Regions from separate parts of the Homo sapiens genome. Here region 2 is linked to region 1. A link is a loop called in an ENCODE intact Hi-C map of the cell type or tissue named here. Cell type or tissue: PC-3. All regions are shown on one strand. Each heading gives the region's core, and the rest is flanking DNA. Links, peaks and the distances in the headings are about the cores only. Region 1 has its middle 89 kb from the start of MAP1B. Region 2 overlaps LOC105379028 (a long non-coding RNA gene).

What was found. A loop is a pair of places that touch in the nucleus more often than their neighbours do. Peaks named below come from ENCODE experiments on the same cell type or tissue, not always from the same donor. Only the 100,000 strongest peaks of a DNase experiment are listed, where the experiment ranks them.
Region 2: a loop joins it to region 1, with 2.6 times the contacts of the local background. A loop is called at or near these places in 6 of 110 quality-filtered maps.

Annotation. Positions count from the first base shown.
Region 1 is chr5:72,009,723-72,026,567 of GRCh38, reverse strand. No RefSeq gene overlaps it. Among named protein-coding and RNA genes, the nearest start is that of MAP1B, 89 kb to the left of the region's middle. In PC-3, for the core only: CTCF peaks have their summits at 7,999 and 8,198; a DNase peak (open chromatin) is centred at 8,207.
Region 2 is chr5:72,095,190-72,107,070 of GRCh38, reverse strand. It overlaps LOC105379028 (a long non-coding RNA gene), which reads left to right. Exons shown (of 3, transcript XR_007058813.1): 3 at 3,437-11,214. Among named protein-coding and RNA genes, the nearest start is that of MAP1B, 6.3 kb to the left of the region's middle. In PC-3, for the core only: no CTCF peak of the experiment used is centred there; a DNase peak (open chromatin) is centred at 5,040; H3K27ac peaks cover 864 bases.

The DNA of each region.
Region 1 (16,845 bases), core at 4,672-12,671:
GTTGATCCTTATGCCAATACCACACTGAATTGATTGCTATAATTTTATAGTAAGTCTCAAAATCATGAAATGTAAGTCTTCCAAATATGTTCTTTGTCTTTCAAAATGGTTTTGACTACTATATAGTCGAAATGGTTTTGACTATATTCTGTGCATTTCTATGTAAATTTTAGAATTCTGGTAATTTCTACAAAAAAAACCTACTGGGGTTTAGAATGAGATTGCATTTTCTCTGTAGATCAATTTGGAAAAAAATTGACATCTTAATAATAATAATATTGAAAGTATATATGTCTTCCAATCTATGAACTTGGTATATTAACCCATTGATTTACAGCTTAAAAATGTCTCTGAATAATGTTTTATAGATTTTGTGCATCTTATGTTAGTTTTATCACTAAACAATTGGGGTATTTTATGCTATTATGAAATGAACATTTGAAATTTTTTTCATTTTCTGATTGTTTGTTGCTAGTATATATAAGTGATTTCTATCTCTTGACCTTGTGTAGAGTGATATCGTTAAATTATTTATTATTTTTAATAGTTTTTCTATTGATTCTTTTGAATTATTTATGTATACAATCATGTAGTCTGTAAATAATGTTTGTTTTATTTTTTCCTTTTCAATTTTTATACCTCCTTTTTGCTAAGCTTATTGTACTGGCTTGGATCTACAGTAGCATATTAGTGACAGTGGTGATGGTGAACATCTTTGCTTTGCTGCTGAACTCAGGGATAAGCACGTAATATTTTATTATTAAATATATTTGCTATAGAACATTTCCTTTTAATCTTAGTTTGCTGATAATTTTTATCAAGAATGAATGTCTTGTCAAATCCTTTTTCCTACACTACTGAGATAATTATGTGATTTTTTCCATTATTCTATTAATATGGTGAACTACATTGATTTTTGAATGTTAAATCAACCTTACATTATTGGAATATAACCATTATGTGTTATCTTTTTATATATCACTTGGTTTAATTTACCAAAGTTTTGTTTAGGATTTTTCCATCTATGTTCATACATAAGATTGGTCTGTGATTTTTTTTTCTTGAAATGTCATTCTGAGGCATTCACCTAATGAAAGTAATGCTAGTTTTATTAAACAAGTTGAGAATTATTCATTATTTTTTCTTTTTCTTTCTCAGAAGAGTTTGTGTAAGAATAGTATTATTTTTTAAAATAAAAATTTGGAAGAATTCATTTGTAAAGTCATTTAATCCTGAAATTTTTTTGTAAGAGTGTTTTTAACTAGAAATCCAAATTATTTATCAGATAAGGAAATATTCTACTTATTTTTCTATTAATTTTAGAAAGTTTTGCTTTTCAAGGAACTTGTACATTTCCCTAAATTGTCACATTTATTGCCACAAAGATATACACTTAAATCCAAATATATCAGTACTTACAGTAATTGTAAATAGACTGAGCACTGAACTTAAAGAAAATTTTTAACAGTTATTAAAAAGTAAAACCCAATTAAATATGTTTATAGAAGATAAACTTTACATATAAGGATACAGAAAGACTGACAGTAAAAAGATGGAAAAAGATATACCATGCAAAGCAAAGACTGGTGTAGCTATATTAATTTCAGACCAAAAAAAGACTTTAGTCAAGAAATATTACTAGAGGTCATAATATTAATAAAATTCGTAACTAACTCTCTAGATTAATATAATAAAGAAAAGAGAATTTACCCTTTTGTCATAAATTTTTATTATGGCAAAAAGGTAAGTCCAACAGAAAGATTTAATGGTTTTAAGTTGTATAAAATGAATAACAGCTTCAAAGTATGCTTTTTGCTTTAGCTTTAGCTTTTGTTTTAGCTTTAGCTTTTGCTTTAGCAAAAGTTGATAGATTAAAAGAAACAGACAAATGTATAATCATAACTGAAGATTTTAACATACCTCATAGAACGAAAAGAAAAAATTATTAAGGAAATAGAAGCTTGAACAATATGATTAGACAACTTAATTGAACATTGCATCAAACAACTTCAGAATACATTCTTCTCAAGTTCATATGGAATATTTATTAAATACCATGTGTTGGGCTATTAAACAAAGAGACATTACTATAGACACTACAGATATGAAAGAAAATAAGATTATATTATGAACAATTTTATGCTAATACATTTTACAATGTAGAAGACTGGCTTTTAAATATTGAGTATCCTTTCAGAAGGATTACTCTGGCTGCAGTGTGGAGAACAGATTAGATGGGGGCAAGACCAAGGCAATGAGAATGTTAGGAGTCTACTGCAACAATCTAGGCAAAGATAATGGCGACCTATACAAGGAGGTGGTGGTAGGGGAACTGAAGAAAGAATCAAATGAAAGAGTGAATAATAAAGGACAGCTGAGGCTCAATGATTAAGGAACATTGCAAGACGTTGATTCAAATAATATTTATTGAGTATCTAGTATGAGCCAAGTACTGGTTACAATAGTCAGCAAGTATAAATATGGTTCCTCTCTTAGTGATGATGCTTATCTATGATTGGCATCAGAACCAGAAGTTGTACCTTACAGTCCTAACTTTAGTTTCAGGCCTAGGTGCTTTCCACAAGATACAGCAGCTCAGATCTCTCCTCTGTTATACAACTTGCTTTAACAGTTGCAATATTCTCGTATCTGCCTTTTTCAACCACCATAATGGTCAGGTTCTTCCAGGCAGCTGTTATTGATCTTAAAATGTTATAAGATTAAGCTGAGTCCTCATAAATTTCATTGGTTTGGCTCAAAGTTACATATACTAGGAAATGGCTATTCCAAAAATCAATATGCTTTCCTTTTAAAATGGAGAGGGGTTCTTTGTCATAGTGGTGTTTGCAATCTGTTGGCCACTAGCGCCTTCTTCTTGAGATAGGTCAGGCCAAGGTTTGATGAAAACAGCTTCTCCAAGCCACTGTAATCACCTTTGTTGAAAGCAGGGAATATGAAAAGTCTGGCAGCCTGGATTCATCTGGTTTGCTTTTTGTTTCTCCTCTGAACTATACAGAATATTGCAGTGGGAACATTTTTGAAAAGAAGAAATCAAGGCTCAGAGAAATAGTTATTTGCAATGTCATCCAGCTACTTGCACGTAGACCCAGAACCAGAATCCAGGACTTTCCCGCACTCTTTTATCTAATACCAGCACATCTGCATGACAGCATTGAGAGCCAGGGGTCTATCTAGTTCTCACTTGTTTTATATTTTGGAAAAATAAAACTTTAGCTTTTGTTCCAAATGACTATTTATTTCCAGTTCAAATCCTCCTCTCTATTCAAATCCTGTGTTGGCTCTCCACCATTGTCTCTGGCTGAAAGGAGGCCAGAACCTGAGCTATGCAAAGTAGGAGAAGTAGGTGCTATTTGAGATGATTTCAAGGACTCTGGGAAGGGCCTTATTCTTTCCACCTCCTTTTAGAAATCCAAACTTTCTAAAACAAAAATTTTCATTACATAAGAAGAGCTAAAGCCTGTGTTACAAATGCCTCTGGAAAGGGAAAGGGAAAGACCTCAACTGACACTGAATAGCAAATAATTGGCCTTGAACTCCTTCCTGGTCCCATTTTTTGACAGTCAGAAGAGAATATAATGCAAGGGCACTGGATGTGTTAGGAAGGATAGAAAGAAGTTTGCTGAGCTAGAAGAAAGGATAGAGGAAGTGTGTGTGTTGGAGGAAGAGGGAGCCTTTGGGGTGGAAGCAGGAGCTTGTCTACAATGTCAACTCTACATATCACAGCTTGGTTCTGCCTGGTCCTATCTGTCAGTCTGAGGTGCCCACATCCTAATGCTGGACCTGAATATACTGAAACACTTCCATTCTGGGTGCCAGCAACAAGGAATATGGGGCAGGGAAATGTCTTCAAGCCAGTGAGCACCCAGCCAGTTGTTCACCAGAGAGGGATCCCCACGCTTATGGCAATTAAGCCTTGTGATTAGTTCTTGGTTATTGGAATTGCCATGAAAATTGTTTATGTGAGGATTTTTTAGGGCAAACTCCTGTGCATGATACTATAATGGGTTATACACATCATTAAACATTTGCCCAAACCTACAGAATGTACAACTCCAAGAGTGAACCTTAATGTAAACTATGGACTTTGAGTGATACTGGTGTGTCAAAGTAGGCTCATCCATTGTAGCAAAGGTACCATTCTGGTGCGGAATGTTGACAAACTGGGGAGGCTATGCATGTGCTAGGGCAAGGAATATATGGGAAATCTCTGTACATTCTCCTCAATTTTGCTATGAACCTAAAACCGCTGAGATCCTGAATGAGATCATGTCCTTTGTAGGAACATGGGTGAAGCTGGAGGCCATTATACTAAGCAAACTAATACAGGAACAGAAAACCAAACACTGCGTGTTCTCACTTATAAGTGAAAACTAAACACTGAGTGCACATGGACACAAAGAAGGGAATAGTAAACACCAGGGCCTACTTGAGGGTGGAGAGTGGGAGGATGGTGAGGATAAAAAAAACTACCTATCAAGTACTATGCTTATTACCTGGGTAATGAAACCACCTGTGCCCCAAACCCCTGTGACACGCAATGTACCTGTGTAACAAACCCACACGTGTGCCCCGAACCTAAAATAAAAGTTACAAAAGAAATAAATAAAAAATAAGGTCTATTTAAAAAATATGTGTGCATGGTGGACTGGCTGGGAGTTCCTGCAGGAACACAAAGTGGAGGCGGCAGGGTGAGGCGCTTTGAGGGCTGGATAGGAATGAGGAAATCTGTGCTGTCATCCAGGTTCTGCTAAGTGTGGGCCCCTGGCCTCTGTTTCTTCATCTGTAAATGAGGAGGATGGGCTTAGGGGCCCACAGCCGCCTTCTGATCTAGGATTTTATAGTCTCCAGGTAATATATTTTTCCAGATTCTATCTTCTTGAGAGAAACACTATCCCTAGGAATAAAGGGATACCTGGGTACAAAGAAAGGACCTGTTTTCTCATTTGAGACCCTCAGGGCTCCCTCCAGTATAGAGGTTTGCTCCAGATTCAAGGGGGCCTGTGTGTTCTGGCCCTTCCTCAGAGTAGGTGCGGGGGCTGCTCATTGGGTGGTAGAATCTTTTCTGTGCCTCCCAGAATCCAACCTCTCAGCTGGAAGAATCACTTTCCTCCCAAGAGGAGCTTCGGCCATCAGCCCAAGCCCAGGACCCTGACAAAGAGGTAGGGTGTTGATTTTCTGGCAGGAAGGCTGTGTCACTTCAGCTTGCTGGACTGTTCCTCCTGTCTTCCCTTCTCACTCTGCCTGCCCAAGAGGCCACCCATGGATCAGCACGAGCTTCAGAGAAGATGTGTTTGTCTTCCTTTTGCAGCTCACAGCAAACAGTGATTCCACTCAAAGCAGAATGTTATTTTAATATCAGTTGGTGGTTCTATGTCTCTCACCTATGCCTTGGGACTCAGCCTGCACCCCATTCCCTCACCAGATTCCAGGACCTCAGCCTCTCCAAGAGAGTGGCAGACCCCAGCTCTGGGGCGTCTGCTGGGTGAGATTTCAGGTCACCATCTCTCATATTCCCTTCGAATTCAGATCACTATCTGCTTGGTCTCCTGTACCATGCTAGTTTGAGAGAGACAGGCGTTAGGAACTCTGGCAGTTTCTAAGCCTTTAATCAGCAAAAGCATTTGATGGAATCAAGCAAATTTTCAAGGTTTTCCTCCTGCTTATCCAGCAGAACACCAAGCCTCAGCCCCTCCATTCTGGACTGCAGCAGGCTTGGCTACAGAATGCTCTGAGCAGCTGCTTGCTGCCTCACTGCAGGGATCAAGCCCATCTATTTAGTGCCCCCTTGTCATTGGAAGAGTAATTTATTTCCCTCACTCTCTTTCATTCAAACCGCTGCCCACATCTTTCTTTTCCTTCTAAGTGTTTTCATTCCTTTTCCCCCTCTTCTGCCTAAGCAACCTTTTCCCACCTTCCTCTGCCTAAGCACTTAACTATGGGCTACTCCTGGGATATATGAGATGACTGATAGAGATTCAAGGAGTTTAAATCAGACCAGAGTATTACAAACACACACTCCCATGCTCCCCCCACCACCCTGCCGACTAGCCCTGGACAATGGCATTGGAGGTGTAAACACTAGACCAGCAATCTGTCTTCAGAAGAAGGGATTCCCAGGTTCCTTTCCTCTCCCCTCTGGGAATTTCCCACAGAAGCAGGGAGCCAAGCTAAGGACAGACTGCACAATTTTGCCCTTTGCCTTTCCTGGAGGTCTGTAGCTTGGTGGCTGGAAGTTGAAAAGGATCTTATTACATAAAAAAGAGCAATTGTCCATCCAAAGTTAGGGGAGTGGTTTGCTATGTATTAGGTTGGTGTGAAAGTAACTGTGGTTTTTGGTAGTACTTTTAATTGCAAAAACCGCAAATACTTTTGCACCAGCCTAATACATAAAAATGAGGACAATTCAGCCGTCAGGAAGGACTTTCTTTCCAGGTAGCTGGCCAGGCTTTGTCCTCACTCACTACTTGATCTGAGCTGGGCAGCAGCTGGTGCTCTGGGCCCTGAGGAGAGTGAAAGCCCTTGGTGGTGCAGCCCTGGGCACCAGATGAATCAATAGAGAAGAAGGCCAGGCTTTTTTCTGGTCACTTTCTTCTCCAGTCTGTTCTAGGTCATGGGAGAGACCAGAACTGTGGCACAAAGTTCATGAGATACCAGCAAGGAGCTCATTGGCTGGAGGAAAATTGTCAAAGCTATTAGGGATGTGATGTGGTGTGTGTGTGTGTGTGTGTGTGCGTGTGTGTGTGTGTGTGTGATGTATCTGTGCCCGTGAGGGAATGCTTGCAATATTAGTGACTTTTATTTTAGGGTGATGGAATGTATTGAAAACATTTTCTTTGTTCTTTCTTCTTACACAGAGATAGACTCATGGATGTGCACTCTCTTACACATTCTCTGTCAAGAAAACCGTTCTTCTTTCTGTATGTCAATCAAATGGGGCCTTCCGGTGTCTCTAATTCAATATCTTATTTCCCTTAAGATCTGGAGAGAAAGCTCTGATATAACCTCTGGAGCATAAGAGGATGCAGAGAAATTTGCAGCAGCTTCCTCCTCTGCCATCTCTTCTCCCTCAATGGCCCTCCAAGGAGCCATGAAAGAGAAGAGCGTGAAGCAGTCTGGTGAGCTGAGAGCTGAATGCAGAGTTCACCCTGGAGTCAGGCCAGGCAAGCTAAATGGCTGAAGCCCTACCTGGGCAGCTTAGGCTTGTGGTGAGAGGGTGGCAGGGTGAGGGACAAGTGAGGCTGCTTCACCCCAGAAGAAAGTCCTGCAGGCAGGTCAACATGGTGGCACCTGCAGAAGCGGGCTTCTGTGCCACCGTCCTCCATTCTTGGCCTCTACTTGGCATTCTGAATCTCCCCTTCCCCTGCCACAGTCCAGCAAAATAGCTCTCAGTAAATCAATAATTTCCAACCTACTAAAAATGAAAGCCAATCTATTCTTTCTCCAAGGGTTATTTGCATTGTAAGCCTGAGCCCCAGTTACTAAATAAAAGCCATTTCACCTTCTAAAGGAACAACACACATCAGCTCAGAGATAGGAGAGAAATTGCAGGAGCAAGAGTATCTTTTAGACTTTACAACTTCAGTTTACTTCCAACCCCCGTCCCACTCAGAAGAGGACTAGGAGGCTGCTTCCAAGGTTTGGCTTTTCAAGTTGGGAAACTCTCCTCCGATTGCCATCAACAGTATCTGAAATTGTCACCATTTATCTCTTAAGGTTAAAGCATTTCTTTAACCTTCTCATTACTCTTCTCATAACTCTTTAACCTTAACTCATTCTTTAAAGTCACAGTTTCCAGAACCATTACCTTGAAAAGGAGCAATTCAGTGCTTGGACAAGAGACCATTCATTTTCACATTGTAGACATCTCAGACCTGAATGGGACACCAAGCAAGCTAATTTCAATGGGCAGAAGGGGAAAGAGGTTTAAATTGAAAGTCAGGAGACCTGAGTCCATGAAGAGCTACATGGACCCTTATCCTTTACATCCCCATCTGTAAAATAAAATATCACCTGTTTTTCACAGAGCTGTTGTGAGACTCAAGAGAGAAAGTGCATGTGAAAGAACTTTTAAAATGGTAAGTCCCATAAAAATGTAGGCTGTGGTAACACTTGAATTTGTGAGATATAACGTCTTCCTTGTGCTGATTGGTCCCAAGGCACTGGGCCTGCAATTCAGGTACCTGCCACTAGAGGGACAGTGTTGTCATTAGCCTGCAAAAATCCTATACAGTCCACACTTCTTTGGCACTTCCTGCTGATGTCTAACAGCAGTTGTCCAGATGTTTCCATGCATGCTGGGACCCCAGGCTTGGCTAACAACCCCTTCACAACAAGTATAAACTTCATTTGCTCCACATCAGGCACTTGGTATTAAGTCTATATTTCCTCTTAGAACCTTCTACTCCCTGAAAGTGGTTAAGGAAACCAAGAGTAAATGAATTTTTGTGTGTGTGTGTGTGTTTGTGTTTGTTTGTTTGTTTGTTTGTTTGAGACAGAGTCTCGCTCTGTCGCCCAGGCTGGAGTGCAGTGGCGTGATCTCGGCTCACTGCAAGCTCCGCCTCCTGGGTTCATGCCATTCTCCTGCCTCAGCCTCCTGGGTAGCTGGGAGTACAGGCGCCCGTTACCACGCCCGTCTAATTTTTTTTGTATTTTTAGTAGAGACGGGGTTTCACCGTGTTAGCCAGGATGGTCTCGATCTCCTGACCTCGTTCTCCGCCCGCCTCGGCCTCCCAAAGTGCTGGGATTACAGGTGTGAGCCAACGCGCCCGGCCTAAGAGTAAATGTTTTTAATAAGTCAAGCCTGGACTCTTTCTGGACTCTCTCTATTGTCACTCTGACAAATCAAGTTTACTTACATCCTGAAAATCAGGCTGCTAGTGCCATCCTGCTAATGTTTTCACAAAGCCAGACTGTTCTGTCTTCGGTGACCATGTTAATAGGCTAGACTTTCTTTAAGCTTTCCCCAAGTGCATCCAAAATAGCCCAGTCCGCAGCAGTTAGTGCCAAAATGCAACATCACAGGTCACCGCATCCTCTATCTATTTGCCAACACTTGTGTCTCATTTTAGAAGAGAAAAATTGTTAGTGTGATACAAGCAATAAGCCCTGAAACCCATCCCCCATGGGGTTTGGCTTTAATGGCAGAAAATGAGGAGAAACTTTTAAGCCAATTGATGGGATGCAGGACTCAGAAAACTCTGGGAGTTGCCAGAGTCACAGGGTTAGATCCCAACTCAGACGCATGCAGGAGATATTCCAGCTCCTTTCTCTGACTTTGGAACCAGCTTTGGGTACTAAGAAAATTCAGTGATCTTTTACTCTATTTTCAGTTTCCTTCTTTACTTCATTTCTATGCTTCCCTGTCTCCAGAGAGTTGGGGATAGGGGTGCCATTACTCTCATAGTTTCCTTCCTGCCTGAATACTGGGTTCGGAAGAGTGGGCTCCTGAAGTCTGTGCAAAGGCTAGACTCATTTAGAGTGGCAACCAGGTGCTGGTCTTCTAAAAGATGCCCTTTGGGTAGGAGCTGAATGTGAAACTGAGGTCTGTGGGGCTAAGCTGAGGACTCCCTCATCAGGAAAGCTCTGCCTGAAGTCCTAGATATCTGCTGCATGTCTGTAGAGTAGAGGTGGAGACCCTTTTTCTAAGAGGGGAAACCAAGCAGTACTTTGCCTCTGGTTTCTTTCAGAACAGACAAGGTCCCAGACCTATGGGCACTCAGCCCCAGCCTATGTGTTGCCACTTAATGGGCCTCCTAAAATGTCCCTCTAACTTCCAGGGAGGCGTCCTTGAAGAATCAGATCCACAGTGGACATGGGGGTAAGGGAAAACAAACATTCCCTTTTAGGGCCGTCACAAAATAAAGCCCAGCTGCTCCAGGATCTGTCTTTCTGTGCAGGTAGTAAGCACCAGCCACAGATGTCCAAAAAAAGGATGTCAAAGCTTCATCAACCATTTGTATCTTAATAAAGTTCGGGAACTAAGATACTAAAAGAATGACACCCAGTACTAGGGGATAAAAGAAAAACAAAACTGGAGGCTGAGATGTAAGATCTTTTGCAGAAATCACTAATTTATGTATTTATTTGTTTGTTTGTTTATACATATATACATGCATATAGGCACCTCCTTGTTCCACATTGAATTGATTCACTTATTTATTCAAATATTTATTGAGCACCTGCTGACATTGTAAGCAAAACCAGACACAAACACTACCCTAGTGGAGTTTACAGTCTTGTGGGGGGAACAAATATTGACACCAAATCACACAAATAGCACAATGATAATAAACTGATAGGCACAGTGTAGGAAATGCAGAGATCCACAGAGGTGTGGCATGTGGGAGTCAGTGTGCAATGTGCTAATGAGAGTGGATGGTTACATTTTTAAGGATGCTGTGAGCCTTTAAATGCAGACACTATTGAAAATTAAATTATAGTCCAGGCGCGGTGGCTTACAACTGTAATCCCAGCACTTTGGGAGGCCGAGGTGGGTGGATCACTTGAGGTCAGAAGTTCGAGATCAGCCTGGCCAACATGGTGAAACCTGGTCTCTACTAAAAATACCAAAAAAAAAAAAAAAAATACATGCATTAGCTAGGCATGGTGGCCTGTGCCTGTAGTCCCAGCTACTCTGGAGGCTGAGGCATGAGGATCACTTGAACCCAGGAGGCAGAGATTGCAGTGAGTCAAGATTGCACCACTGCACTCCAGCCTGGGTGACAGAGCAAGTCTCCATCTCAAAAATATATATATTAAGTTATATATGCTAAAAATTACACGATTTATATTAAAAATGAGATACATATTTTAAACCCATTACTTCCTAATTATTTTACATTTTACTATTATCTATGCTTTTGAGGTTATTTATATTTTTTATGTCTGCATGTTGGAAATACTATAGAATGATGTTTTACTATGTCTGTCTTCCTAACTCTGTTGGACATCATGTTGATAGCTTAAAATTGGCCACGGTGGGAGTATTTATACCACAGATAAGAGCAAACAGTGGCTTTTGTTGTCCCAGACATCTGGCTGTTAAACATTTTCCAGCACACCACTGCATGACGCTGTGTGGCAGGGAGGGGTGACCTAACCTGAAGATAGCATGTGTGTAGACACGAACACCGGAAGTGTAGCAAATGCTGCTAGTTGTCCACCCACACTCATCCTCAGCTTGCCCTTTAAACAGCCACGGTTTTGTTCAGGCTGGCAATTTGCCCAGCTACGAAACCACATATCCTAGCCTCCCTTGGAGCTTGGGGTTGAAGCCACATGACCCAGCCCTGGCCAATGAGATGGATGTGGAATCTGCTGCCAATTTCTGGGAAGAGTTTTGCTTCTTGACGTGGGCACCGCCCCTTCCTCCTTACTGCTTCCTTCTTGTTCCTGCCTGCACTGCTGGCTGGAGGTGGAACAGCCATTTTGTGACTAGGAAGGGACCTCAAGGGTGAAACATGCCAAGAACAACAGCCAGGCAAAGACAGGAGGAGCTAGGACAGGGATGATTATGGAGCTGGCAGCCCCCCGGACTGCCCACCTCTGGGCCTCTTCTTAGGTGTAAAATAAACTCCTATTTGGTTAAACTACTCAGATGGGTCTCTTTACATGCTGCCAAGTGCAATCTCTTATTCAGTAGACTTTCCTGAAGAAGTGACGTTTGTGCTGAGTTGATGGGAAGAGGCAGGAGTTAAGCATCAGCTAAATGGGGCATTTATTTTGTGCCAAGTAAGCAGGCTTACTGTTTCCCAGCTCTCAGGTGTGCATGCCTGAGTTGACTTCTCCCTGCAAAAGATGCCTGGAATACGCCAGGTGAAAGGGAAGACCATGATGGGGTTGCTGAGGCAGTAGCAGTTTTGTTTTGTCCCTGGCGGATTCATATCATGGGTTAATTGGCAGTGGTGGTGGGTCCCTATACAAAAGGCTGGAAGGTGAATTCAGACTGGATCCAGCCAGTCGAGGCAGCACTAAACTGCAACCTCTCTTTCTCGCTTTCCCTACCCTGGTCCACAACAGCTTTCAAATCTTTCCAAATCCTCACCCCAGGACACGCTAGGCAGCCCTTTCCTGCCTGCTACGAAGCTGCTTTCCTAGGAAGGGGGCTTTTGAATTCAAGTGCAGAAAAATCTTCATATTAAAAAAAAAAAAAGCCTTCAACCGGTTGCTAGGGTTTTGTGTATCCTGCTTTAGGGAGCTTTCTCCAATGAAAGAGACTCGTCGCTATAGAAACTGCCACGTCACAGGACTTCTGTACAGCAGCGTCTGAGACTTAGGCTGCCTCTTCCAGGACAGGTTTTATATCAGAGCCCCTCTCACAGAAGTGTGTGCCTGGGACTGGGGAGGGAGAGGACCCTGGAATTGTCAGTGGCTTTAAATATCCCTCCCTCCCTTTCTTTCCTGCTCCCCACTTCTCTCTCCCTCCTGCCCCCCTCCATCTCTTCTTTCTCCTCCCTCTTCATTGCAAACAGAATGCAAAAGCAATTGCAGTAATACAGAGCATTTCTCTGTATGTCCACACTTCTTCTTAGCCATGGAAAGATGACGTTGCTACCACACCCATGCACATACACATGCACACACTCAGTTCTGGTAAGATAAATGGCAGCTTGGAAGGGACTCATTTGATGCAACACTCAATAATTCCATGTTTATGAGGACTCAAGGCTAACTCAAACCACTTGAGTCAAGCCCCTGAGTCAAAGCCCTTGAGTCAAGCCAAGGGAAGTTCACACTGAGGCAGTTGGAGGTGTGGGGGACCTTCTTCCTCTATTAAAGAGACATGCAAGGTCACGCATCTATCTTCTAGGCAAAGCTATTGTCTTCCCATATTAAAATACAGGTAGTCTTTGCCTTTTAAATAGGGTTATCATGTAGTTTATCATCCCAAGTGGGACATCTACAAGAGGAGCTGTTAGTAATTATACTAGGACAATGTCATATACCAGGATTGTCTGGGCAAATAAGGACATTTGTCTGATCCACTTGTAACTTGCAAACACATGCTTAACAAACGATGCACAAGAGAAAATGGCTTCCTGCCCCTCATCTTCCCTGAAGAGCTCACTGCTCCTGAAAACTGAGACATTTGGGGGATTGGAAGCTTTTGAATAACACGGGGGTTCAGAAGGAAAGAAAGAAATGAGTTGAAGGGTTAGCAGATTTTCGAGAAGATTCTTATATACATAATACTTCATACATGTGTATCTGAAGCATAAATACCCACTCCCGATAGAAGAGAGTGGCCATTTCCCCACACCCCCACCAACACACGTCTTCTTCAATCTTACAAGCCACAGTCTCTCTAATGTTCTTATAGAATGAAGTCATTCCTCTTATGTCTGGCTCCACCTGCTTTGCACACAGCCAGACTTATCTCCTCAAAAACTCAGTGCTGGCATGATGAAGACAAGCACAGTGACTTTAGGTCACCTTATGCCTCTGCGTGAGGAAGGTGCCAGAGCCACAAGACAGCAGGAGCTGGCTTCTTCCTAACGTGCTATAAAATCCCATAAGGCAAATCCCCCCACTACTTTTCTTTTTCAGAAATTCCAGCCTGTTCATGCTTGTTAATTTTCCCAAGCAAACGTTAGCATCAGCTAATCCCTTCACAGTTTTTTTTTTCTCCAAGTATCATCTTGAAGTATTTAACATAAAAGTTCATTTAGGGAGAAATGACACCTCTATGTTGTCTTCTTGTTATTTACATAAGAAATGCTTTATCTTTTCATTTAAGTCTCCTTTCATGTTAGAGTTTTGTTTTTGTTTTTGTTTGTCTGTTTTATAATACAGAGCCTTGAACCACAACTCCAGACAATCTGATTTCATATCTTTGGAGCTGGGTCAGGGAAAAGAGCATCAGCGGTATAACAAAACAGGCCCAAGGCTTGAAAGATAACCTTAGCATAATGTATTTCACATCATTGCCTACAGACTGCCTCAAATCTTGAAATTAGGAGGCAAATATTTTTCTAACTTGCCCTTTTTCTAAATTATTAATAATCATGGGTAAAACAGCCTTTTACGTGCTACACCAGGAATGTGGCCAAGTGTGTTGATGTGGAAAGAGGCAAGGTTAGCCCAGAGGACATGGGTTAGAGGAGGAAGAGGGGAGGAGGAGGGAGATGCCATTTTTGGAAAAGTCTGGGCTTTGGTTTCCCACCAGTGAATTTCATTTAAATAAAAAAAGCACTCCACATATGTATTGCTATGACAATACTAAGTCTCTTGCTCTGAGTTTCTTAGTATGTGTCAAACCAAACAGAGTCAACCCTACTGCCCAAAATTGTTGTGAGGCTCAAATGAAACCACATATCCATTTATACTGGAACAACTGTACCATATCCCCAAACTGTAAAATGATTAAAAAGTGAAATGTCATTATTATTACTTTTTTTCTCATGGGAAATTATATTTTAAGTTATAAACATGCGACCTGCATTTTGAAATCCAACATGCCCTTGAGTTTGGGATCCTTGCAGATGGCAAGAGTTCATGCCTATGTTCCCTACGTGCTTTCAGAAAGAAAAGCAGTCAGGTGAGGATTCTTTAAGGATCAGCCAGCTCCTTTTAAAAGGTAAAGAGGTGTTCTCGGCCGGGCGCGGTGGCTCACACCCAGCACTTTGGGAGGCCAAGGCAGGCAGATCACCTGAGGTCCGAATTTCAAGACCAGCCTGACCAACGTGGAGAAACTCTGTCTCTATTAAAAATACAAAATTAGCCGAGCATGCTGGTACATGCCTGTAATCCCAGCTACTCAGGAGGCTGAGGCAGGAGAATCGCTTGAACCTGGGAGCCAGAGGTTGTGGTGAGCTGAGATCACGCCATTGCACTCCAGCCTGGGCAATAAGAGCGAAACTCCGTCTTGAGGAAAAAAAAAAAAAAAAAAGAGGTGTTCTCTTCTCTTCCACATCCCCTCTTGTCTCATCTCATGGGTTTCAGGATTTTTTTTTTATATCCTATTTGTAATGGGCCCTTAATGCTATTCCTCATCTTTTCTTTCCTTTTGATACTTCTCTTGCCCTGTCTCTCTTTTCTCAAAAATATAGAATTGTCTTTTATCTTCCCTTAAAAAGAATCACTTCCACAATGATAAGTTAGTTCACATTTTTTTGGAAGTCCCAACAGTACGATGTAACAGAAGTGTTCACATTCTTTGATTCCTCAATCCCAACCTTGGGCAACAGTCTCAGGACAGCAACTCAAAAGAAGAAAAAAAAGACAAAAACTACATGTAAAAAGATAATTACAGAAAAATACTGGAAAATGTTCAAGGATGCAAATAAACTAGTGCTGAATTTATAAGAGAAAATAACACACAACTTTAAGGAAGAAAAGTGGAGACTTTGCAGAAATGTTTTTGCATTGCTTATGATAGGTGAAAAATTAAGAATACAAAACAATATCCACATTATGACTAAAATTACGTAAAATTATGTTCATAAATAGAAATGATCAGAAGAGGACAGAGAGGGGAGACAAGGCACAATCGCTGTGGGGCTGCTTTAATAATACAGAGTGCACAAAAAAGGAAGATCCTCTCGAGGGCTCCCCCCGAGCAGTTCACCCTTTCTTCCTCATTTTCCAGCCAATTCCAAAATACTGTAAGAAAAATAGAGGGTTTTGCATCAAGTAACATTGAAACATTTATTTGCTAAAAACCAAGTGTGAATTTTTGACATCTTCCCAATTGCTACTCCAACCACCAGCTGCCAGTAGAACACAGGATTGTTCTGCGGCTTCCTATAAACATCATACAGTTGTCATTAACTAAGGGTCTTGTTATAATGTAAAAAAATGGCAACTTTGCTTTCTTAAAGCAGGACGCTTCACCAGGCAAGGAAGTCAGCATGAGGCTGCGTGCGGCACAGCCCTCATTTGTGTACTTAAAATTTGTTTACTAAAATCTTTTATTACATTGTCATTAACAATGTTCCCAAATTTTTGCAAACACAGGGACTCAAACCACATCATAAATTAAAAGCAGGAACAGACTGTACCAGTTTGCTGGCACTCAAACATGATTAGCTTATTGGGCCATAAACCCAACTTTTAAAAATATAAGTAAATAATTTTAAGTTGGAATAAAACCTATTTAGTAATCAAGTAGGACTAGGACAGAAGCACTAAAATATTCTATGAAGAGCAGGGATGCATTATCCTATTCAAGTTTGTACTCTCAAATCATTTATATATTTTTCCTAACTACTTCTGAATTCACATTTGTTCTGGATAGGTTGGGTAATGCATATTATGTATTTGTTTAAATGCTTTATGTAAATGAACTCATTTAATTATCACAAATAACCCTAAGGTGTAGGTAGAACTATTACCCCCATGTGGCAGATCTGTAAATTGAGGCCCAGAGAGGCCACACTACTATTAAGTGACTAAGCCAGGAGTCAAACTGGGCTGTCCAGCCCTCAAGCGTATGTTCACGGAGAAGTCACCTATAGCACATCAGTGTTATTACTTTTGACTTAATAGTGCCCTGGCGCAGGTGTCCAGGGAAGGGTTCCAGGAAAGGAGGACGACACTGCTAGGGTGAAACACGCAAAGTGGAGAGCCAGAGGAACCCGGGGTGGACAGCCTGGGAAGGACATTGAAGCCATTGGGATTCGTTTCCTTGCTCCTAAGCAAAATGCTTGCTCAGCTAGGCTCACAGACTGGTGGTGACGACAAACTTTGTGAAAATGTTTACTAAGTTGTAAACCCTGCATACATCAAGCATTATTTTTTTCCAAAGTTAAAATTTCTAAATACCTGACTTGCAATAGAATTGCTGCTAAAATATATCACACACTTCGCCACCTTCTCTAGGGTGTA
Region 2 (11,881 bases), core at 696-8,695, 84 kb before region 1:
AGCCGTGAAGGGGGAAGACGCTCTCAACCTACACCACCCACCACGTACACACCCACTGCCCACTCCTCACCCTCACCCTGTCTGTGCATGGGAATGGGATGAGTTTCCATTTTCGGAGTGGGGGTCTTTTCTCTTGTTGGAGTTGCACTAGTCAGGCCTCTGCCTTGTGTGCTGTGTATGATGTAGCCAGGTTCTCAGGAACTGGGATAGCCACAGTGGGCAGATGCGGGGCTGTGGGTACCCCGCCTAGGAAGACGGAACCTGTCTTTTCTTTGACCTTGTGGCTTTAAGAAGACGAATTTACTGATATTTACCAATATCAATATTTACCACCTTCACTTAAAGAATACATCAAAAATGCAAAACTTAAGCCTACTATTGTTCAGGCCTTGGATTCTACTCTGGCAGGGCCAAGGATGAAAAAGTACTGGCTTTGTGGTGCTCATGGGAAATGAGAGAAATGCAGATGTATTATATTAGATACCAATTTCTTTCCTTAATGTGCTGAACAGATAGTATCAGTAATAACAAAGAATAAAGAGAAGATACTGTCTCTACTCAGCAGGGTTACAGTGACTATAATGTACTTTTCAGTTCCTTGGGGAACACACAAGCAAAATTACCTCGTGACAATGATGTCTTTTAAAATACCTGTAGCATTGGGAATTTTTATTGCCTTTGTTTGTGTTTAGAAGAACTAAAAAATGTGTTTTTTGTTTTTGTTTTTTTGTTTTTTTTTTTAAGGCAGCCTATTTACAACCGTTTCTCACAAACATACTGAATATAGCTTCTGTCCCAGAAAAGGGGAGGAGGGTGAGGAAAGAGCAAAATGTGCAAACATGGTATCATAGAAGACTGGGGAATTCGAGCTTTAAGGAAGAGGAATAGATGGAAATTAGTCAACATAGCTTTAATACTAGAATGCCTGTTAGTAAAATATAGATGATAGATAGATAGATAGATAGATAGATAGATAGATAGATAGATAATCACCTAGATATTCTTAAGATTTCCAAAATAACCCAGTGTCTTAGGTGTTAGCTGCCATGACTTATTGGTCATGTACTCTTTGCTCTTATATCTTTCCTGACACCCTGGCATGGGAGACATGCTGGGCAGCCAAGGGCTGGGGGGTTCCATCCAACATGTCAATCTGATCAATGCAGAATGAAAATACCGTCTGGCCCGCAGTATTTGGGATCTGTGACAGGATCACTAGAGAGTTGCATTCACCAGTAATTAGATGAAGTGTTTCCAACTAGCTGCATTCACCAGTAACTAGATGAAGTGTTTCCAGATAATATTTTGGTTAAGATATTCAATTGCTGTTCAAGAAGTAAGGCCAGCACCAAAGCCCATAACTGGGGTGAGGGGCAGGAAATATGGTGAAGAGCACTGTTTTCTAAAGGTCATCCGTTGGATTCCAGCCTCATCTAGTTTGTGTTTGGTTTTCCTTTCTTTGAACCATTGTTACTTTTATGTATGTAATAGTTTTCTTTTATGCAGTTTATTTCTTTTACTTAAATTTATTTTTAAATGCAATTCTATGTTGCTGTATAAATGGAAACACTAATATCACTTATTAATAGAAAGTATCCCTAAAAATATACACAATGAAGATAAGATGTGATCAAATTCCTGCTACATACTGTTATGATTTGCTCAAGACTCTGAGTCCAAGGCTCTCCTTTCTTGGTTGAAAACAGAGATTGGCCAAGTGTTAGAGAGGTATTAAAGAGATACTAACACCTAACTGAGTTGTTCTCCATGTTGCAACAGAAGATTGGATGAAAATTATAACAGAGCGCTTTCTTACTGTGTGTGTCTGTGCAATTAAACACCATGACCGTGACCACCTAAGTCATCACCCACACTTTGAAAAATAGAGGCATAATGGGAGAACACAGACTAGGGATGCAGAATACTACTTTACAGCTCGGTAACTTTGGCAAGTGACTTACTCTTTTTGATCTTCCATCTCCTTATTTAATGAGAAGAAGAACATCTTTATAACTGTTAAAGTAACTGTAAGAAAGAAGGAAATGATAGAATGTGTAAGCACCTAATACAGTGGCTGGGCATAGTAAGCAATCAAGGGATGGTTGATTCATTGACCTGTTTTCTCCCAGTTACTAAGACAATGGAGCAAAAGCAGTCTTATAAAATGTGCAAGTGATACTGCTACAACACCTCTGAAACAAGAACAGAATATTACATTATTATACTTCAATACTAGAAAAGTAGCCCCTTCCCCTCTTCATCCCAAGAAAATGTATACAGTTCTAAGGAGGAAAAAGGGGGAAAACTAACATATAAGAGCACCAATATTGCCAGCTGCTCAACTGACATCACCTGGATATACCAAAGGCACCAGAATCTTGACATGCTCCAAACCCAAATCATCTTTTACCTCTAAACGGGATCCTCTCTCATTCTTGTTATTTCAATGAACCATAACACCATGTATCCCATGATGCAAACCAAAACCTCACAAATATTTTGGACTCTCCCCTGACCCTTAGCCTCGTGTGCAATCCAGCATGGAGTCTGGTCAATTTCACCTTCAGTATCTCTTCAATCCATCCACGTTTCTCCATTATCACCAACCTAGTCCAAGCTAGCATCATTGTGATAGGTACTAGTGTACCGGTTAGAAAATGGGTTCTGGAGTCAGACTGCCTGGTTTTGAATCCTAATACCATAATTTATTAGCTGTGTGGCCTTAAGCAAGGTGCTTAACCACTCTATACCTTGGTTTTCTCATTTGTATAGTAGAGATGAGTACCGACCTCATGGACAGGAGGACAGTTTAAATATGCAAATTACTTAAAACAGTGCCTTGCATATAATGAGCACTTAATAGGGATTAGTTGTTTTTGGTATGGGGTTAGTTGTTTTTGGCTGTTATTGTTTAACATTTTACTATGGAAAATTTCAAACAGAGAGAGTATAATGTAAGTAACACCCACATACCCATTATCCCCAATCCATAGATTTTTATAGTTTGCTTCTTTAAATCAAGATTGAAATAATGTCTATATATTTCAACTGATTCATCAGTCTTAAACTCCTTTGATCTATGTAATCCTGCTATTTTTTTCCTTGTAATTTTCTGTTGAATAGTGGCAACATTGTTCAGCAGAGTTTCACAAAGCATAAATTTTGCCGATTGCATCACCTGTTGTGTTATTTAACATGTTCTTCTATCTTCTGAATTTTCTGAGAGAACTAAAGTCTTGATCAGATGCAGATTTGATATTTTTTACATGTATACTTCATAGGTAATATTGTGATCTTCCATCAGAAGGCACCTAAAGACTAGTTAACCCTCATTCTGTGATTTTAGCAGCTATTGATGATCATTACCTAGATCCATTATTTCACTATGGATTGAAAAAATGATAATATTCTAATTTTGTTATTATTTATTTGACAGCTAGAAGACTTCTGTTAGGAGAAGCGTTATCCTGTCAGTTGATTACCCTGAGGTACGGTATGTACAGGAAAAGAAGGATAAACAAATGATTTTTTCTCTTTATTTACTGATTTTCAAAATAATTAATTTATTCCAAATCATTCTCTAAAGGTGACTAATTTTTTGTATCATTACAAATATAACTTACATTATTCATATTGATGCTTTCATTTTTTCATCTTTGGCCAGTAGTATGGTAAGGTATCCCTAGCTTACCTTGCACATATCTGGCCTCAGAACCTGGAATGAGCCGTTTCTCTATGGAATCCAAGTTCCTTACGTGGGTAATGGTATTTGGAGACCCCTGTATACCAGGTGCTACTACTATTTTGATCATTGTTTCTAGATATTTTCAGTGGACAGAAATATGAAATAAATTGTTTTTCAAGTATGAGTTCATACTTATACCTCTAACTCAGAATCGGGACTACAGGGATTTTGCCTAACGTTTTATCTTGCATCTGTATTTCCTTTGTCCTATGCCTAGAATTCCAGTTTTCAAAGACTCCAAGGTGACAGAATTAGAACAGCAGATAGTTTCTCATTTTTCTTGTTCCACAATATATACAAATTACCCTCATGGTAGTTTTAGATACGAATGCAACACTTTTGCCAACAATGTGATTACTAAAAACATTTTAAGGTATATAGTTTTTTTGTTTGTTTGTTTGTTTGGTTGGTTGGTTGTTTTTTTTGTTTTTGTTTTTTTTTTTTTTTTTTTTTTGAGACCGATTCTCACTCTTGTTGCCCAGGCTGGAGTGCAGTGGCGCCATCTCGGCTCACTGCAACCTCTGCCTCCCAGGTTCAAGCGATTCTCCTGCCTCAGCCTTCTCAGTAGCTGGGATTACAGGCACCCACCACCATGCCTGGCTAATTTTTGTACCTTTAGTAGAGATGGGGTTTCGCCATGTTGGCCAGGCTGGTCTCAAACTCCTGACCTCAGATGATCTGCCCGCCTCAGCCTACCAAAGTGCTGGGATTATAGGTGTGAGCCACCGTGCCCAGCCTAAGCTATATAGTTTTAAAGTGTAATTAATTCTGTTATATATGATCGTGCCACTAACTCAGTGCATAGTTATGTTCATTTGTTTCATTTTGTTTTCAGTTTTTATGAATTGATTTTTACAATTTAATTTTGCTTTATAGTAATGTAAAATATTTACATGGTTCCAAGGTGAAATCTACAAAACAATTTGTATTTGGAGAACTTTAGCCTCTATCCCTGTCCCCTCCAGCTTTCTCCCTGTCTCTTCCTGTGAGTAACAATTTTTTACCTTGATTTAGCCTTTCACTTTAAAAATGCAAGTAGCAGCATATACATACAATTTTCTCCACTTTGCTTATTTCATCAAACACTATATCCCGGCTATAACGCTACAATAATATATGTTAATATTCCTCATTTTTATTTATAGCTGCATAGTAACCCATTATGTTTATTTACTATAATTTACTCAACCAGTCCATTGTTGGTGAACATTTGAGCTATTTCCAGTTTAATTTATATTGTAAACAGTAGGTCTAGCTATTTTTTTTTCCCATGCAACCTCAATAGTCACCTTACTGGCATCTGTATATCCACAATGACTCACCCAATCCATGCTTCACACAATATGGAGAATGATCTTTTCTGATCTGGTTTTGTTGCCCCATCTCCACTTAAAACACAAATGGCTCCCCATTTTAGAATAAAGACCAGACTTCTCAGTGTCACCTACAAGCTGGTCCCCATTTATCTCAGCAGCTTCATCTGGCCCCTCCACTTGCCCTTACTTTCCAGCATCAGCCACAATGACTTTGTGCCAAACCATCCTTCCCTCCAACACAGGCTTTCCCTTGCTTTTCCTCCTGATGAGAGCACTACTTTTGTCCATTTTCTGTTGCTGTAACAGATTACCACAGACTGGGTAATTTATAAAGAAAAGACTAGTTGAACTCTATGCTCCACAGGAGCAAAGAACATGTCTATCCCCACCCCCACACACCCTTTTCACACCCACCCAGCCACCCATATACCTTAGCATTCCTCTTGCTCAGCATAGGGCATATGCTCAGTCAAAGCATATTCAATGACTAAATGAATGGCTTCTATGAGCCATGGTAGTGTGCTAGGTGCTTAAAGTACTTCAGTGAATTCCCACTGGTATTATTTATATTTTTGATGGCTTAAAGTCTGTATTGATGTCTCTTTCTCATTTCTGATCTCGATAATTTGTATTTTCTTTGTTTTTTTCTTGATCAGTCCAGCTAGGGGTTTATCAATTTTGTTAATCTTTACAAAAACCTACATTTGACATTATTGATAGTTTTCTATTTTATGTATGTGTATATATATTTTCATTGAAGCTGTTTTTATCCATGCTGTTTTGCTCCTAATTTCTTTGGGTTTTATCTTACTTCCTATTGTAGCTGCTTGAGAAGCTTAAGTAATTAATTGTCAGTTTTCCTTCTTTTCTGATAAATACATTTAAGGCTAAATATTTCTAACTCCTGCTTTAGCTGCCCTGTACACATTTTGATGTGTTGTGTCTTTATTGTCATTATCATTCATTTCATAACATTTTCTAATGTCATTGTGATTTCTTTTTTGCCATTAGTTATTATTATTGCTGTTTGACAGATGAAAAACTGACATGGAGAAAAGTTAGACAATTCCTCCAAATCACAAAGATAGTAAGTTGAAAACTTGTGAAAAGAACTCTGCTATGTCATATTTCAAAGTCTATGACCTCCCCTATATGGTACCTTCACTGATGCTATTGAATTTAAAGCAAATAAAGGAAATGAAGCACAGCCCAAGTGTTGATTGGTGGGAAGAATAAAACAGTCAGAGTAAATCTCACATTGAATGAACCTCCAGTGTTGTGTTGTTAGTTAGAATTAAAGTCATTCTCTAGAGTGTAACTTAAGACAGTATGTCATTTAAGGGTCAAGAAATAGTCTGTTTACTCAGCATTTATCAGTCCTTTCTTTCCAAACTTTAAGCTAGCTATAGAAAAATTCCAGAGAGCCTGGGGAAAGAAACAAAAGGAAAATTAGGGAAAAGACTTACAAGGTATGAAGTATTAGAGAACATTTTAAAAGGATAATCTATACGCTATGTCATTGATGGCTGCAGCCATTCTCTATGCCCATAAACTAAATGGGCCTAACTCTTAACAGTGGCTATTAGGTTAGTTAGAAGAGGCATGTTTCTGAAAATTCCATAGTGAACTTCATAGCCAGAGGAAAATATCTTATACTTCTTTCTATTCAATCATCCTTGACTCCGAAAGTGCCTCTTATTTTCTTTTGGTGGAACAGTGGAAAAAAAATATCACACTGGAAGGCCAATTGACTGAAATCAAGTCCCTTTTCCTAACTGTGTGAACTGGGTCCTTCACATCACTATCCTTCAACAACAAGAAAAACAAAAAACATCCTATAAATGTATAAAGAAGAAAATGAAAGTTCTTTCTTTGCTACCCCTAGTTCTCTTCCCCTTCCTAGAGGCTAAACTATTTTGTGTGCATGTGTGTGTGTGTGTAGAATGTACACATATATGTAGGGGATTGGTTCTAGGACTCTGTCCCCTGTGAATACCAAAATTCAGGGACGCCTAAGTTCCTTATATAAAATGATGCTTATAACCTACGCACATCCTCCTGTATACTTTAAATAATCTTGATTACTTATAATATCTAAAACAGTGTAAATGCTATGTAAATAGTTGTTATACTGTATTGTTTAGGAAATAATGACAAGAAAAAAGTCTGCACATGGTCAGAACAGATTCAACCATTCTTTTTTTATATATTTTTTTCTGAATAATTACAATCCATGGTTTGTTGAATCCACAGATGCAGAACTGGTGGATATGGAGGGCTGACTGTATACATGTATCTTCCCCATATAAATAGAACAATATTTTATATACTGTTCTTCAAATGGCATTTTCCCTTTGAAGCTCTTTTCAAATATGTAAAAATCTATTTTTAAAAACTGCTGCACAGTAGCTCATAGAATGAATCTACCATATTTCCTTTACTCTTTCCCCTCTTGGTGGTCCTTTAGGTGGTGTTTGGTTTTTTTCTATTATAAATAGTGTGCAATGACCATGCTTGTAAGTGCTTCTATACTCATATATGTTTCTCTGAGCACAGATGCCTAGATCTAGAAGCCAAACAGATGGGTTGAAGGTGATACCTAATTTTAACATTTGATGACTCCTGCCAAATTACCCTCTGAAAAGAATTTAACAATTTATATTCCTTCCACATCATTGCCTCTTTCCCCACATCATAATGTAAGTCTTCTTATTTTTTACTCACCAAAGGGAGAGAAATATTTACTGTTTAAAACTGAGCACCTTTTAAACTGCTTTTCTTTCTTTATTGGCTTAACTCTTCAAGATGTGTCTTTTTTCTGATTGGACTATTGTTTTTATCTTTACTGGCTTTTAGAAGCTCTTTATATAATCTGGATAATAAGCTTTCGTCATCAATATATGTTGCAGATATTTCCTCTCAGTGTGTCATCAGATTTTGTATTTATGTCTATTTATTATGTCTGTGACCATACAAATTATTAAATTTCTTATAAGGTTAGGCTAAGCTTCTTTCTTTATGAGTTAATGGGGGTTGTCTGTCTTAGAAAGGATCTCTCATTCCAAACCTTAAAACTATTCTCCTAATAATTTTAGATTTGTTCAACTGAGAGAGTGCTTAACTCAGGAGATCAATAAAGGTTCATAGAGGAAGAAGTATTTGAAATTGTCCTGGAAGAACAATATTTTTCAACAGGCAGAGATGGAGAAAGGACAATCTACATGAACAGAACAGCATGAGCAAAAAGAACTGGTAGAAATATATTGAGCTTATTCTTGAAAATAGCTAGCAGTTTACTCCTCCTTTCTTTTGTATACTAACAGCAGCACACTGAACAAACTGTTCTGTCATCTTGTTTTTATCACTTACCATATCTTTGAAATATTTCCATAACCATCATAAGGAGTATCCCTATTGCTTTTTGAGCAATGCATAGAATTCCATTTTGTGTGAATATCATAATTTATCACTCTTCTATTTTTATCACTCCTCTGTTGATGATGACTTCCAGTCTTTTGATAATATAAACAGTGCTGTAGTAAATAAAGTTCTGTATATGTCTTTTCCCACAGGTTAGAGACTATCCATAGGATAAATTTCTAGCAAATTGCTGAGTCCAGGATATGCATGTTTGCAATTTTGGAAGATCTTAAAAACTTGCCTCCTATAGGTGTTGTACCAGTATATACTTCTGCCAGTAATAGATGGGTGGGCTGCTGATGCCTCAAAATGTAAGTATTTTCAAACTTTTAAATTTTAGCCCATTTAACATAATTTAAAAATTATGTCTCTGTGTGATTTTAGTTCCATTTCCCTTATTATATATAAGACTGAACATCTTGGCATATGTTTAAGGGCCATCTGCATTTCCTTTTCTGTGCACTGTCAGCTTATATGCTTTGCCCATTTTTTCTAGTAGATGGTTAGTGTTTTTCTTATTGATTTGTATATATTCTGTATTACTCCTTTATCACATTGCCACAAAGAAATGCCTGAGATGGTGTCATTTATAGAGAAAAGAGGTTTAATTGGCTCACAGTTCCACAGGCTATACAGGAAGCATGGCTGAGGAGGCCTCAGGAAACTTAACAATCATGGCAGAAGGTGAAGGGGAAGCAGGCACATCTACACATGGCCAGAGCAGGAGGAAGAGAGAGAAGGAAGAGGTGCTACACCCTTTTAAGCAACCAGATCTTGTGAGATCTCACTATCGTGAGAATAGCAAGGAGGAAATCTGCCCCCATGATTCAGTCACCTCCTGCCAGACCCCTCCTCCAACATTAGGGATTACAATTCGACACGAGATTGCCGGTGGGACACAAATCCAAACCATATCATATTCTTTATACATTTGGGAAATTAACTTTTTTCTGTAATATGATTTACAAATATTTTTCTCAGATTGGCATTTGTTTTTTGACTTTTCATATTGTGCATTTTGCCATGGGAAGTTTTTTTTGTCATTAAATTTACCTATTCTTTCATTCATATGGCTTCTGGGTCCTATATTATACTTAGACCTTTACCATTCTGAAATTATGTAAGAAAAATTCTCTCAGGGTTTTTTCCTAGTAATTTTAAGACTTTACTTTTAATATTTTGGATTTATCCAGATGTAGACTATAAGATAAGGATCCACATTTTTTCCCCAGCTCTACATTTTGCTGCTAGAAGATTTTACAAAATTTTGCAATTACTTAGTAACTTACATTTCTTCCCAATTGATTTTGAAATCTGTAAGAGCAGAAACTTTGATTTCATATTTTTATTCTCTCACATGCCTGCCCTTTAATGCACTTCAACCCCAGCCCCAAGTTTTGCCTAGTACTTGGCAGTTAGGTAGTTGTTACTTCTGCATCTCTTGACTGCTGGGGAGGAAAGATTCCACCTGAGTTAAGGCAAGTCCTACCCAGGATGTGGCTGCAAATGAGACTGCAAAGTTCTCGACCGATGTCTTTTCATTAAACTCTGGCTTTTACCAAGTACAAGTACCAAGTGAGTCATACCGACACATGTAGAGGATGGCATCCTGAGGGGAAAAGAATTATAGTGGAAATAACCAAGGCTGCTTGGAGAAAAGCTTCTCAGCTGGCACTGCAGAACAGCAGCCACTGCCACAGCAAACAGCAAAACAATAACAAGCTTACTTGCAGAAGGTGGGAAGCTGCAGACGTAAATGCAGGCTCCCTTCCCAGGCTACCAGCAGTCCCTGGGGATGAAGTAGTCTAAATGGGCAGCAGTTGTGGAGTCCTCCCCGCTCACAGGAATGGAAGATGTCACTCACTAGCAGAAGTGCTCTGGGGTGGCAATGAGGAGTACTGTCTTTGGACTCTGACAGGAACATCTGGATGGCACCAGGCTCAGGGAGACGGGTCTTGTGTGTCCTGCTAAGCACTAACAGCAATAATTGAGCAGCAGCAATCTGCCTCACATCATTCTAGGCCCTAGGAGGGCACAAAGTTGGTTCTTGGCTCAGGTTATCAGGAAAGTAACGTATGTGCGTACAAATAAAGTGTCCAACAGCAGAAAGGGATGCCCTGAACAGTCCAGGTTGCACAAAGGAGTATGGACAAACAAGTAGTTTCATCCAGCTGGGAGCACTAGGAAAGCTCAGAAGGAGGATGCCTCCAGGAGCCAGTGAGTGTATTCTGTCACCAGGTGCCTTGGAGAGTGGAGGATCTGGAGGGCACTTTTTGAGGCTGATAGGAAGAAAGCAGACGGGTGGAGTGGTAGATGGAATGACGCCCTCACCCTCTGCAATGTTCACATTCTAATCCCTGAGATATGTGAATATGTTACTCTAGCTGACAAAAGGGACTTTGCAGATGTGATTAAGGATTTTGAGCTGGGGAGGTGACTCTGAATTACATGAATGGGCCCAGTATAATCACAAGGGTCCTTATAATAGGGAGACTGGAGTGTCAGAGTCACAGATGAGCTGTGATGATGGACGCAGTGGTGAGAGAGAGATGTGAAGATGGAAGGAGAGGGCCATGGGCCAAGGAATGTGGGTGGTCTCTAAAAGCTGGAAAAGGCAAGAAAATGGATCCTCCCCTAGAGACTCCAGCAGGAACAAAACCCTGCTGACACCTTGACTGTAGGACTTCCAACCTCCAGAACTATAAAATAATAAATTCATGTTGTTTTAAACCACTAAGATTGTCGTAATTTGTTACAACAGCCATGGGAAATGAGCACAGGTGGATTAGACACTTCAAGAGATGTAATTTCTTTGTGTAATTCTTTCTGGGAAGCTCCATGAAGCCTGACATTTAGTACAGATGTGCCCCAATCCTGCTCCATGTTACGAACTATAATATGGTAGAATTGGGCAGGAACAGACCAAAAGATCGGGGCTGCTGTGAAGCCCCCTGCCTTGGCACTTCTAGTCTTTGTGCTTCTCATTCGCAGCATGGTCAGCATATGCAGCGTTCACCCTCTAAATCAGTAGGAGCTGGGCAAGAGCATCTGAAAACCACTGGGTTTTAAAATAGTGATACAATCGAAGTTGTGCTTTAGGAAACTGGGCAGTTTCTCTCAAATCCCATGGTCAGCAAGTATCTGATTTCCCCTCAGATGGCATTTCAATTTGCCATTTCTGAACGGAGCTTGGTTCTTAAGAATTCTATAGTTGCTTATGGATTAGTTACTGCAGAGATGAAGTCTTTCTATATGTGTGTGAACTTTTAAAAAGTAAAGTCATATACAGATACCAGATGAAAAACAAAGTTTTCAAATTGTGATATCTGGGCACAAAGGGATATTCACTTATTTGGTTGTTCAGACATTCATTCAATCAACACATCTTTAGCAAGCATCT